2 separate regions of the Homo sapiens genome follow, and region 1 is linked to region 2. A link is a loop called in an ENCODE intact Hi-C map of the cell type or tissue named here. Cell type or tissue: ovary. All regions are shown on one strand. Each heading gives the region's core, and the rest is flanking DNA. Links, peaks and the distances in the headings are about the cores only.

Region 1 (4,389 bases), core at 169-4,168, 560 kb before region 2:
ATGTTGCCCAGCTACAAAACACTTTTCTAGGGCCAGGCACTGGGTTACAATGGTAATCTCAGCACTTTGGGAGGCTGAGGTGGGTGGATTCCTTGAGCACAGGAGTTTGAAGCCAGCGTGGGCAATGCGGTGAAACCTTCTCTGCAAAACAAATATAACAATTATCCAGACGTGGTGGTGCACACCTGTGGTCCCAACTACTCAGGAAACTGAGGTGGAAGTGTGTCCAGAATTGGTGGGTTCTTGGTCTCACTGACTTAAAGAATGAAGCCGCAGACCCTCGCGGTGAGTGTTATAGTTCTTAAAGGCAGTGTGTCCGGAGTTTGTTCCTTCTGATGTTCGGATGTGTTTGGAGTTTCTTCCATCTGGTGGGCTCGTGGTCTCGCTGGCTCAGAAGTGAAGCTGCAGACCTTCGCGGTGAGCGTTACAGCTCTTAAGACGGTGCGTCTGGAATTCTTCGTTCCTTCCCCGAGGGGTTCGTGGTCTCCCTGGCTCAAGGAGTGAAGTTGTAGATCTTCCCGGTGAGTGTTACAGCTCATAAAGGCAGAGTGGACCCAAAAAGTGAGCAGCAGTAATATTTATTGCAGAGTGAAAGAACAAGGCTTCCATAGCATGGACACGAACCCCAGCGGGTTGCCACTTTTGGCTCGGGCAAGCAGTTTTAAGCAGTTTTATTCCCTTATCTGGCCCCACCCACATCCTGCTGATTGGTCCATTTTACAGAGAGCTGATTGGTCCGTTTTGACAGGGTGCTGATTGGTGCGTTTACAATCCCTGAGCTAGACACAAAAGTTCTCCACATCCCCACTAGATTAGCTAGATACAGGGTGTGGACACAAAAGTTCTCCAAGTCCCCACCAGAGTAGCTAGATACAGAGTGTTGATTGGTGCATTCACAAACCCTGAGCTAGACACAGGGTGCTGATTGGTGTGTTTACAAACCTTGAGCTAGATACAGAGTGCCGATTGGTGTATTTACAATCCCTTAGCTAGACATAAAGGTTCTCCAAGTCCCCACCAGAGAAGCCACATACAGAGTGTGGATTGGTGCATTCACAAACCCTGAGCTAGACACAGGGTGCTGATTGGTGTGTTTACAAACCTTGAGCTAGATACAGAGTGCCGACTGGTGTATTTACAATCCCTTAGCTAAACATAAAGGTTCTCCAAGTCCTCACCAGACTCAGGAGCCCAGCTGGCTTCACCCAGTGGATCCTGCACCAAGGCCGCAGGTGGAGCTGCCTACCAGTCCGGTGCTGTGCCGCCGCACTCCTCAGCCCTTGGGTGGTCGATGGGACTGGGCGCCCTGGAGCAGGGGGCGGCGATCCTTGGGAAGGCTCCAGCCGCGCAGGAACCCATCCATGGCGGGGAGGGGAGGCTCAGGCATGGCGGGCTGCAGGTCCCGAGCCCTGCCCCGCGGGGAGCCAGCTAAGGCCTGGCGAGAAGTCGAGCACAGCAGCTGCTGGCCCAGGTGCTAAGCCCCTCAATGCCTGGGGCTTGTGGGCTGGGGGGCCGCTCCGAGTGCGGGGCCCGCCGAGCCCACGCACACCCGGAACTCGCGCTGGCCCGCAAGCGCCGCACGCAGCCCCGGTTCCTGCCTGCGCCTCTCCCTCCACACCTCCCGGCAAGCTGAGGAAGCCGGCTCCGGTCTTGGCCAGCCCAGGACGGGTCTCCCACAGTGCAGCGGCGGGCTGAAGGGCTCCTCAAGTGCCGCCAAAGTGGGACCCAGGCAGAGGAGGCGCAGAGAGCGAGCCAGGGCTGCCAGCACGCTGTCACCTCTCAGGAGGATCACTTGAGCCCAGGGGGTCGAGGATGCAGTGAGTCAAGGATGGCGCCACTGCACCCCAGCCTGGGGAACAGAACAAGACTCTGTCTCAGAAAAAAAAAAAAAGTTTTATAAAACAAAAAGGCCATGCGCTGTGGCTCACGCCTGTAATCCTAGCACTTTGGGAGGCTGAGCTGGGTGGATCATTTGAGGTCAGGAGTTCAAATAAAATATATTTATATGTATTAAAAAATATATATTTATATGTTATATATATTTTAAAATATACTTTATATATATATATACTTTATTGTTTGGTTTTTTGTTGTTGTTGAGACAGAGCTTCACTCTTGTCGCCCAGGCTGGAGTGCAATGGTGCGATTTTGGCTCACTGCAACTTCCACCTCCTGGGTTCAAGCGATTACTCCTGCCTCAGCCTCTAGAGTAGCTGGGATTACAGGCGTGTGCCACCACGCTTAACTAATTTTTGTACTTTTAGTAGAGACAGGGTTTCACCGTGTTGGCCAGGCTGGTCTTGAACTCCTGACCCCAGGTGATCCGCCCACCTCGACCTCCCAAGGTGCTGGGATTATTGGCATGAGCCACCGCGCCCGGCCTGTTTGGTTTTATTTTTAAAGAAACGAATGATACCTGGCTTCCTGGAGAGACTAGCATGGCCCTTCTAAGCCACTAGGGGGTGGCGCTGTTCACGGCCTCAGGCTGCGCTCCCTTTGCAGGAGCCTAAATGTGCCCTAAGTCAGGAGGGTGCCCTGAATCAGGAGGAGGTCGCCTTGAGTCAGGAGGTCTGCGAGGCCCTTCCTCTCCTGGGTCTTGTTCTTTGAAGCGGGCCAGTGCTCCGCACGCTCTTTGATCTCTCGAAGCGTAGCAAGAAACAGCTGCAGCCTCCTTTCTGTGGTCACCAGTGGTCCAGTTGATCCGTGTGTTGTCAGCCGTTCAGGACCCTGGGGCAGGCCCAGAAGCTTCAGCCCCAGGAAGGGACGCAGGCCTGCAGGAGAGGGAGGGGGTGAGCCCTAGGGAATTTTCCTTTCTGACTCGGGAGGATAGGGCAATGGAAGGAGCCCAGTTGGAGAAGGGGAAGAAGAAGTAGAACGATAGACGTTCCTCCCCCAAGGTTGGCGTCATCTCCAAGACAAGAGCAGCGGAGGCTGGACACATGGCTCACGCCTGCAATCCCAGCACTGTGGGAGGCCCAGGAGGGCACATCGCTGGAGCCCAGGAGTTCGAGACCACCCATGGTCAACATGGCAAAACCCCTACTCTACAATAAATACAAAAATTATCCAGGTGTGTTGGTGTGTACCTGTGGTACCAGCTACTCGGGAGGCTGAGGTGGGAAGATTGCTTCAGCCCAGATGGTTGAGGCTGCAGTGAGCTGTGATGGTGCCACTGCACTCCAGCCTGAGTGATGACAAAAAAAAAAAAAAAAAAAAAAAAGAGACAAAGAACAGGGCTTGAGGGTTGGCCCTCTCCTGACCCTCCTCCCAGCCAGGAACTCAGAGTGGGCATGCCTCATTGCCTTGAACTTCTCATGGACAGCAGGGAGCTCTGCCTCCACCTCCACAGACAGCCCCCAGCCCACCCACCTGAGAGGGAGGCAGACATTGAGGCAGGCTGCTCTGTGTGAGTGGGAGAGGTGCCCGAGGGTGGCCACAGCTGCAAACTTTCTAGCTCTCATCACCTCATCCTTCTCTCAAGCCAGGTTTCCAGCCCCTCAGCCTCAGCCTTCCCAGATGTCGTCACTCTATTCTTTTGTTTTGTTTTTGTTTTTTTTTTAAACTTTTTTTTTTTTTTAAGACAGAGTCTTGCTGTTGTCGCCCAGGCTGCAGTACAATGGCACAATCTTGGCTCACTGCAACCTCCCCCTCCCAGGTTCAAGCGATTCTCCTGCCTCAGCCTCCTGAGTAGCTGGGATTACAGGCGCCCGCCACCACACCCAGCTAACTTTTGTGTTTTTAGTAGAAACAGGGTCCACCATGTTGGCCAGGCTGGTCTCGAATTCCTGACCTCAGGTGATCCACCTGCCTCAGCCTCCCAAAGTGCTGGGATTACAGATGTGAGCCAGCGGGCCTGGCCATATTTTTATTTTTGAGACAGAGTCTCTCTCTGTCACCCAGGTTGGAGTGCAGTGGCGCGATCTCTGCTCACTGCAACCTCCACCTCCCAGGTTCAAGTGATCCTCCTGCCTCAGCCTCCCGAGTAGCTGGGATTACAGGCACATGCCACCATGCCTAGCTAATTTTTGTAATTTTAGTAGAGTCGGGGTTTCACTACGTTAGTTGGGCTCTTCTCAAACTCTTGACCTCAGGTGATCTGCCTGTCTTGGCCTCCCAAAGTGCTGGGATTACAGGCGTGAGCCGCCGCACCGGGCCCTCACTCTATTCTTAAATATGAGTCCCTCTCCCAAAGCTCCGGGGCACCCTCTTAGGCACATTCTAAGGCTCCATCCAGCCCACCCCAACCGCAAAGTGAGAATTCAGAGAAAGTGACTAATGCCAAGCTATGAAGAGGCATGATGCTGCTTCTGTGAGGTGGCTGTGAGACAGCCTCACCATTCATGTGAAGAAAATTCATTCTTTGGGAAATTAAGGGCTGCAAAAATCTAA
Region 2 (4,389 bases), core at 160-4,159:
CCAGGCTCCTTACCAGGCTCTTCACCCAGAGCCCCACCTACCACGTTCCCCCCTTCCCCCGCCCCTCAAATAATCTCACAGCATCTCCCACACCTGCTGAGCTGCAAGGCTGCTTCCCTGGACTTGCTTCTGCCTCTGTTCACATCTCTTCCTGGAAGGCTCTTCCCCCACCTCTGAGCCGGTCATTTCGTGGGGTTGCACTTCCCTCTCCCCGATTTTTAGGGGCTTACGTGTTATCCTGGTATCCTGCGCAAGTCTCTAAAGTTACAGCAACGCACTATTAATTGTTAGGTGACTTCTCCACCTCCAGGGTGGAGTGTAAACTCCCTCTGGAAAGGGAGCACCTCGTTCCTTTCGCAACCCCAGTGCCTGGTGCAGAGCAGGTGTGTGATAACCATTTGTTCAACAGATAAGAATAACTCCATCAACAAGGGTGGACCTGGGTGATGATGGGATATGGCAACATCTCCAGTTTATTGGAAATACTGGAAATAGAATAAACTGCTCCTTAGGAACCATCTTAGATGGATCCTACCAGTATATCTGCCCTCCGCCTCCCATGTTTAGGTTTATAACATTCAACCTAAAACTGGGCAGAATCCCACTTTCCCATTTCACCCAGCAGAAGTTCCCAGTTGGGGCTGGGCATGGTGGCTCACTCACGCCTGTAATCCCCGCACTTTGGGAGGCCGAGGTGGGCAGACAGCTTGAGCTCAGGAGTTCGGGACCAGCCTGGGCAAGATGGTGAAACCCCATCTCTACCAAAAACAGAAAATTAGCCAGGCATGGTGGTGTGTGCCTGTAGTCCCAGCTACTCAGGAGGCTGAGGTGGGAGAATCACCCGAGCCTGGGAGGCAAAGCCTGAGTGACAGAGTGAGACCCCCAATCTCAAGCGGGGGGGAAAAAAGGAAGTTTCCAGTTGGTAGGACTTGGTTGTTCAAATTAAAGGACTTAAAAAATAATACTCACACTGCTTGTGGTTCCTTAAATTTTCCTACTTGCTGAATGTGGTACATGAGGTCCCCACCGTTGACATATTCCATGACGAAGTACAGCCGATCCTGCAGACCAAGGTTCAACACATGAGCAGGGCTCCTCCCCAGCCAAGTGGCTTCCTTTGCTCTTCACAGGTTGTGTTTTGCTTTCTCATTAGTTAAATGGGGACTGCATGGGCAGATGTGCTCAGTTTAGAGCTCTTTCACATTTTTTTCCAAAGAAAGAATAAGTAATAAACCCTACTGCATGAGGGCCTTGGGAAGTATAAAGTCATTACATAACCCTGAAATAATGGCTCTCCATCAACGTGCCTTCCTGTTACATATGCTATTATAGTAACGGCCTTGAACATTCTTCCCTATCTTCCTATACATATAATAAATTTCTAAGTAAGGGATGGTGTGAGGAATCCACATAAGGCAATTATTTCATTTTAACTAGTGCTTCTCCATGGTCCAAATGTTTAAAGGCTGGTTTGCAGTGTCTGGGAGGCGTGCCATACTAATGTAGTATCGTGTTTAAATGGATACTCCTGAAAACACATCTCTCAGGCTTAGGATTACACATGCTCAATATATTTACTGGACATGGGACAGGGGACTCTAGATGGAGATGCTAATCAAATGTTCTTTTGCATCTGTAATATGCCCAAACACTGTTTTTCTATTTTCTCTGTCACTGGTAGGCTAAGTGTTGGCCCCATGATGGGCATGTATCATAGACCCAAATAAATCTGCATATTCCTGAGGACATTATGCTGGGACAGATAGGAAGATGGAGGGGTTTAACAGTGAAATAATGACCTCTGCTCTCTGCTAGAAAACATCCCCATTTCACAGAGGATATTAAACATTAAAGTGCTGCACAGGGAGAAAAAAATGATGAAGCTGGTGCTAATAGCCAGGAAGCAACCCTGGGAGCCCCAGTCTCTAGCTTTCCTGTTATGAACTTTAATTTCATCTTCATTTCTTTGTTTTGTAGCTTTCCAGAGCTTAATCAGGGTAACCAGGGTTACAGGCTCTGGGCTGGGATTCAGAGCTGTGGTTGTCTCTTCCGAGCATGCTGCTCTCATCTCTCCCTGGCGTGACTTGATTCAGAGTCAGTGGGAACGGCTGGGAGCAGGAAGCTCAACGTGCCGCCAGCGCTAGGCTGACACGTAGTGGCCGGCGCCTGACTCCGCGGCCACTGCTACACACCCAGAGGCTCCGGGTGGCTGCAAAGCCATTTTGAGATTCTAAAACACAAAAGCACTGAGAGGTTCCTCCCAAGAGTTTTCAAAGAGGCATAAGACAGAAAGTCAATCTCTGATCAATGGGCAGTTGAAAATAGTAATAATCGCATCAATTACAGCTACTGATTATGGAGTCATATTTTAAATGGGCAGCCTCTGAGGAGTGGAAAGACCAGCTTTGGCAACGTCTCACTATGGTGGCATCTAAACATCTATGTTTCTTTTTTTTCTTTTTAAGACAGAGTCTTGCTCTGTTGCCCAGGCTGGAGTGCAGTGGCGCCATCTCGGCTCACTGCAAGCTCCACCTCCCGGGTTCACGCCATTCTCCTGCCTCAGCCTCCCGAGTAGCTGGGACTACAGGCGCCCGCCACCACGCCCGGCTAATTTTTTTTTTTTTTTTTGTATATTTAGTAGAGACGGGGTTTCACCGTGTTAGCCAGGATGGTCTCGATCTCCTGATCTCGTGATCTGCCCGCCTTGGCCTCCCACAGTGCTGGGATTACAGGCGTGAGCCACCGCGCCCGGCCATGTCTGTTTCTTGTAGGCCACTTGCAAGCCCTGCAACGGACTGATTAGTGCTTTGGAATGTCCTTTTTTGTCCTCTGTTTAGTTTTACTTTACGACAGAGCTCAGCAAACTTTTTCCACAAAGGGCCAGACAGTATGTATTAATATTTTAGGCTGTGAGTGTCTCTTGCAGCAACTCAACTCTGCCTTCATGGTGCAAAAGCAGCTGTAGATGACAGGTACACGAAGGAGTGTGGTGATGTCCCAAAACAGCTGTTTATGGATGCTGAAATTTAAAATTTGACCTAATTTTCACGTGTCACGATATATGACTCTTTGGATTTCCTTGTTGTGACCTTTCCTAAACTCACAAGCCATAGAGAATAGGCCACAGTTTGCCAGTCCCTGTTGTGTGGCATTGAACAAGAACATGCTCTTTTACAAAATCAAGTCTCCTTATGCTCCAATGCCATGTTTGGCAGTGGAACCAGTGGTCTTAAAAAGCCAAGACTGTGGCCAGGTGCGGTGGCTCATGCCTGTAATCCCAGCACTTTGGGAGGCCGAGGCGGGTGGATCACCTGAGGTCAGAAGTTCAAGACCGGCCTGGCCAACATGGTGAAACCCCATCTCTACTAAAAATACAAAAATTAGCCGGGCGTGGTGGCAGCGGCCTGTAATCCCAGCTACTCGAGAGGCTGAGGCAGGAGAATCCCTTGAGCCTGGGAGGTGGAGGTTGCATTGAGCAGAGATCGCACCATTGCACTCCAGCCTGGGGAAGAGAGAGTGACTCCGTCTCAAAAAAAAAAAGCCAAGACTGTGAGTTTTTTTGTTTGTTTGTTTTTGTATCCCAAAGTCTGAGCACAGTACCAGGCATGAAGAAAACCTTTCATGGAAATGTTTGCTGAATTAAGGCCAGGCACAGTGGCTCACACCTGTAGTCCCAGCACTTTAGGAGGCCAACGTAGGGGGATCGTTTGAGCTCAGGAGTTTAAGACCAGCCTGGGAAACATGGTGAAACCCCCGTCTCTACTAAAAATACAAAAATTAGCTGAGTGTGGTGGGGTACATCTGTGGTCTCAACTACTTGAGACTGCAGTGGGCCGTGACTGTGCCACTGCACTCTAGCCTGGGCGAGAGAGTGAGATCCTGTCTCAAAAAAAAAAAAAAAAAAGAAAGAAAGAAAGAAAAAGAAAAAGAAATGTTTGCCGAATTAAATGGCATGAATGCCAAGCAGAGGACATCACAGAGAAGGCATGCCCCAAATCTACCAGTGAGAGAGGTGGGAGGTGGTCCCCAGTCACCTCTGCTTGACATCACAACACACCTTTCTCCAGCCTTCTCCAAAGGAACAAGGATGCTAAGAAGCTTTGGGCTGAGGCGTAGCTCTGAGAGCTGGGTACTGCATCGCAGGGATTCCCAGGGTCCTTACCACTGTCTGGAAGCAGGAGTGCAGCTGCGTCAAGAACGGGGGTTTGTCAAGCAGGGCCAAGACTCGCTTTTCTACCATGGTGCACTCCACGTCATCATCCTGAATCACCACATCCTTCTTCAGGATTTTGATTGCATACAGTTCTTCTGTGCCCTTCCTGTCGGCAAGCATCACCTGAGAACACGTCAAGAACAACCTGAACACTTGTAAGCACATATCTTGGGGGG

The links. A loop is a pair of places that touch in the nucleus more often than their neighbours do. Peaks named below come from ENCODE experiments on the same cell type or tissue, not always from the same donor. Only the 100,000 strongest peaks of a DNase experiment are listed, where the experiment ranks them.
Region 1: it touches region 2 in a loop (2.5-fold over the local background); 1 of 110 quality-filtered maps calls a loop at or near these places.

What each region holds. Positions count from the first base shown.
Region 1 is chr17:67,291,971-67,296,359 of GRCh38, reverse strand. No RefSeq gene overlaps it. Among named protein-coding and RNA genes, the nearest start is that of HELZ, 49 kb to the right of the region's middle. In ovary, for the core only: a CTCF peak has its summit at 2,465 (motif pointing right); a DNase peak (open chromatin) is centred at 2,459.
Region 2 is chr17:66,735,436-66,739,824 of GRCh38, reverse strand. PRKCA (protein kinase C alpha) reads right to left here. Exons shown (of 17, transcript NM_002737.3): 10 at 4,163-4,336; 11 at 970-1,061. Among named protein-coding and RNA genes, the nearest start is that of MIR634, 49 kb to the left of the region's middle. In ovary, for the core only: no CTCF peak of the experiment used is centred there; a DNase peak (open chromatin) is centred at 2,114.